Regions from separate parts of the Homo sapiens genome. Here region 1 is linked to region 2. The links are chromatin loops, found by intact Hi-C in ENCODE. Cell type or tissue: thyroid gland. All regions are shown on one strand.

Region 1 (2,500 bases), 49 kb after region 2:
GTACTACTTTTCTATCTCCAAATGCAATTAAAAGTGCCCTTCGGGTGTTCCAAGTTTTAATCATTCTCTGTGTGCCGCATTCCCATGGCTCCAAAGGGCTTTCTCTGCCTCCTCTCAGATGGGGCCTTTCTCCAAGAAAGAGGAGGCGGAGGGGAAAAGAAGGAGGAGGAGGAGAAGGTGAAGGAGGAGGAAGGGAAAAGTAAGACTGAGATCTGACAGCTTTGTTTCAGAGGCCGAATCCTCACCTTCTCTAAAGCACTGTCTCTCCTTTATGGGCCCATGCCAGGGTTCCAGTTCTCAACCCCACGGTGGAGTGGTGTAGCAGCTTCTAAGAACAAGCCAGGCCTGAGCCCAGGAAAACGTTGCTGCGGGATCGGCTTTGTGGCCTTAGGCATTGATGGATTTGTATGTGTAAAAATGGGGATAATGATACTTATCATTCCATTAGGTGCATATAGTTCCTAATATATATATAGAGGGAACTAATGGTATTATGATAATTGTTATTCTGGTGGGTCCTTGGGGACAACGGAGCTGGTTTCTGAATCAGACTCATGTTACAGAGCTCAATGCTGGTCCTTTCCAAACTGCCTGTGACACGTGCTCCTCCAGCCTTAGACTAGTGGCCACTTGCCATATGAGCTCGATAAACCTTGAATTGGTCTATATCCCAGTCAATGAGATGAGTCATGCACTCCCAGTCAATGAGATGAGTCCACTGGTCATGCACTATCAGTCTACCTGACAATGCCGAACAGTTATAGTAGTCTTAAAGTTCTTATTCTCATTTTCTGAACTCATGACAGATTGGTACCAGACAGTTTAAAAGCCAGCAGTGACCCATGGGCCACACTTTGAATAGCAGCTTTTATGCTTAAGTCTTTTGAGGATTTATAGTATCCTGGGCATTGAGTGAGGCATAGGAGATTTTCTGGTGTGGCTTCTGCCTCCTCAGAACGTCAGGGCTTAATGAGGGTTTCTTGCGGCTCTGTCAGAATGCATGAATGGTGAATGGTATACCTGGATTCCAGCCTACTGTGACTACCAGTAACTACGGGTCATCTCAGTCTCTGAGCAGGGATTCCTGTTTCATCCTCAGGCTTGGCTTGCCATTTAGGTGGAAAAGGGGGTTGAATTGTAATGCCTTCTCCTGTCATGTAACCAAGGGAAGTACCCTGGCTGGGAGTCAAAACCTCACAAAAATAAGAAACAAAAAACCTCGGCCGGATTCCAAATGCTGACTTCAGCCACACTCATTCTGCTGCAGGCCACTTTATGTCATTCTGATGGAGGTCATTTTCCAAAGCGAATTGCCCAATTCTTTTAGGCACTGGACTATACTCCTGTTGCTATCAGCGGAGGCTACATGCAGGGACCAATGTTCTTTAAAGTATAACAATAACAACAACGAAAATCTTCATTCACTTGGGAAATTAAAGGCACAGGATCAAAAACCACTACTGTGAAATCTAAATGCTCTCACACTCAGTTGATGATACAGCTTATTTGAAGATTTAGACTTACTTAACAATAACAACAACAAATAGCCTATAGATAGTATCAAAAATATCCCAATGATAATGATTATACATATGTGATAACACTTGTACTGGGGAGAGGTGCCAAATACAGGCACATGTTCCAGCTCCCTCAGGCCACACTTCTTGGCAGACATCATCAATCAGTCACTCCTTCTCTTCTTTCTGATCTTGCCTGCAGCATCAGAATCTCAGCATAGAATTCAAAGCCGCAACCAATGTATGGACTTGGCTTCCTGGAGTAGTAATTTACAGTTTAGGAAGTGCTTGTCACATGCATTATTATTTTCACCCTCAACCTGTAGTTACTGTGATTCAGAATGGACATAATTATTCACACATGAGAGAACTGGGGTGCTGAGAAATTAAGGCAACTTGATCAATATAATGTAAAAAATAAATGGCAGCAGTACAAGTTGAGTCCTGATCTGCTGCACTCAGAAAGTACAGGAGGAGACTGGCATTTATTATGCTTCTTCTGTTTGCCAGGCTCTTTCAAACTGTGGTCCATCTAATCTTCATGCCAAACTTTTGAGACATATTATTCTTTCCAAGTTTCAGATGAAAAAAATTGGATTCGGGGAGCTTAGGAAACTTGTTCAAGGTTATTGTCGGTAGTAAGGGGAAGCATTAGGATTTGAACCTACATTTTGCTGACTCCAAAACACATTTATTTGTCTTCTTCTTATTATTATTCCTATTATTAATGCCTCTGCCATTCAGCCTTCTACTTGCAGAAAACATTGTTAAGAGCAGGACATGACAAAGGTGTTTAGGGGAGTGGTATTAATGACACCAACAATTTGAACATGACTTCCTCGCTCAACATTAGAGAAATGATTAAACACATCATAGCACCACACAGGCATATTTGTAGCTATTTTATGGTTAATGATGACTATGCAGAAACATGCAAGTGTTTACTAAATAACATTAAGAAATTGTACGTAACCTGATTGCAT
Region 2 (2,500 bases):
AGCAATAGGTCTGATGTTTGTGGAAGGAATGAATGCTTGAAAATAGGGATGCGGTAGGATGGAAAACAAATGGACCAGATCTTGCTTTATCCATTTCATAACTGTAGTAACCTGGGGCACATTATTCAAGCATGTATCACATAGTATTTATCAGGCACCTTCTATATGCTCAGGAAGGAGAGTGGCACTCGGGATGCAATGGTGAACACAGCAGTTGCAGCTCCCTCCCCTGAGGCTCCCTGTTGGAGGGAGAGACAGGTGATAAACAAGGATTCCAAACTGGATGCACATAATAAAGAAGGGCAAAGCGTGTCAGGAAGGGCTGCCTGAGGAATCGATATTTAAGTTGAGACATACAAAGATGAATTAGGAGTCAGCCAGGTGAAAGAGAAGATTCCTAAGATAGAGGTAGGGAGGGTATCTCAGGCAGAGGAAATATACGTGTGAATGCAAGAGAACAGGGCATTGGAAACCACCACATCGTGGAAAGAGAGTATGAGGGAGGGGCTGAGAGCCTGAGCTGCAGTGGACAGGCAGGCAGGGATCCGGTTAAATCAAAGCCTCACTTTCTGCCCCATAGAGGAGCTGAGAGGCACAGATGATGTAGGCAAAAACATTCTGTGTGTGATAAACCCTCTGCAAATGCCATTAGGGTTTACATTAAACTGAAATGTGTCAAACGCAATATTGCTCTTTCATCCGTGTTTCCTGAACATGAGAAAAGCATCAGCATTTTGATGTGTTTGGTGAAACAAAGCACCAAATATCCCAAAAGGCAAACAATGGCTGCTTGGAGACTGACCCCCAGCATAGGAACCCTTTGCAATTATCCATCCTTGCCTCACTGGAAATATACAGCTTTTATAGCATATTGGTTATTCTTCCCAGGGACCTGAGAGACTAGGTACTTACGGTAAGGTAATATTTAAACACTAACATTTATAAATGCAGCTTTATAATTGCAATACTGCAAATAAGGGAATTTGGATATGTTCCTTGAGAGCTGTCAGTGACAGTTTCCAAGGAACATGACTATCTTGTTCATGCAGTTATAATCCCTTCTGAACATTGACTGAATGGTTACACCTGCCTCCTGCCCTGGGATAAGTACCCGCAAGACTGTTAAAGACAGCTGTGTGCTGGGGTTTGGGGCTGTGTCCCTAAGGCTGCTGTTTGGGAGGATTTCGGGGCTGCTGATCAGTGTGGGGATGTGGTCTTCTCTCTCTTGGTTCTGGGCATGCCAAGTGTGGCTGCATTTAGAACAGCTGTCTTCTTGGCTGCTTTCTTGGGAGCTTCTACCAGGCAACAGCTCTCCAGCTCTGCTCTGACGCAAAGGAAAGGAAAGATTTCTCAATAATGCAGCACTCAGCTGCTCAATTGCTCCCCAGCCATTCCATCACTGTGCGCTTGTATCTGCAGCCCTCTCCCCTCCCAGGGATAGAAGGGAGTTTGGTGAAAAGTAAGATTCATGTTGATGATGCCAGCACTGTATGAAAATGGAGTTGGCAGAGGTTGTGGTTCAATTATTCATTCACTAATTCATTCATTCAACACCTACTTACTGAATGTGTACTACGTGCTCTTTATTTGTTCTAGGTGCTGGGGGTGCTATAAGCAGGAAAAAAGAAAATCACTGCTCTTAAGGGAACTGCATTTTAATGAAGGAGTCAGATAATAAATAAATTAAATAAACAAAAGATATATACTATGTCAGGTAGTGATAAGTACCAAAGAGAAAAGGTAACGTAGGGAAGAGGGATATGAAATGTTGGAGTTGGGAGGGTTGAAAATGTGGATACCTTGGCTAAAGCCACTGAGATAGAAAGAATAGTGGCTCTGCAGAGATATCCACATTCTAATGGTTCGAAATTGTGACTACAGCAGGTTCCATGGCATAGGGAATTACAGCCGCTAATCAACTGCCCTTGAGATCCAGAGAGGAGCCTGAATTGTCCAGGTGGTCCCAATATAATGACAAGGGTACTGTTATCGTTAATTTTTGGTGTCAACTTGACTGGATTAAGGGATACCTAAAATCCTGGTAAAGTGGTATTTCTGGGTATGTCCGAGAGGTTGTTTCCAGAGGAGAATGGTGTGTGAGTTAGTGGACTCAGTGGGGAAGATCTGCTGTCAATGTGAGCAGACACCACACAATCAGCTGGGGGCCCAGATAGAACAAAAAGGCAGAGAAAGGTGAATTCTCTCTCGCTTTTCTGGAGCTGGGACACCCTTCTTCTCCTGCCTTTGGACATCAGAACTTCAGGTTCTCTGGCCTTTGGATTCTAGCACTAGGCAGTGCTCCCCCGACCCCCACCTCTCAGGTTCTCAGACCTTCGGTCTGGGAGTGAGAATTACCCCCTTGGCTTCCCTGGCTCTGTAGCTTTGAGACTTGCCATGAGTCACATTACCAGCTTCCCTGGGGCTGAAGATTGCAGATATCTACTGCAGAACTCCTCAGCCTCTGTCATCACATGAGCCAATGCACCTAATGAATTCTCTC

The links. Peaks named below come from ENCODE experiments on the same cell type or tissue, not always from the same donor. Only the 100,000 strongest peaks of a DNase experiment are listed, where the experiment ranks them.
Region 1: a loop joins it to region 2, with 2.1 times the contacts of the local background. A loop is called at or near these places in 4 of 110 quality-filtered maps.

What each region holds. Positions count from the first base shown.
Region 1 is chr4:16,572,743-16,575,242 of GRCh38, forward strand. The region is part of intron 5 of LDB2 (LIM domain binding 2); the gene reads right to left. Among named protein-coding and RNA genes, the nearest start is that of LDB2, 320 kb to the right of the region's middle. In thyroid gland, no CTCF peak of the experiment used is centred here; DNase peaks (open chromatin) are centred at 629 and 1,199.
Region 2 is chr4:16,524,037-16,526,536 of GRCh38, forward strand. The region is part of intron 5 of LDB2 (LIM domain binding 2); the gene reads right to left. All of the region lies in intron 2 of LOC105374505 (a long non-coding RNA gene), which reads left to right. Among named protein-coding and RNA genes, the nearest start is that of TAPT1-AS1, 300 kb to the left of the region's middle. In thyroid gland, no CTCF peak of the experiment used is centred here; no DNase peak of the experiment used is centred here.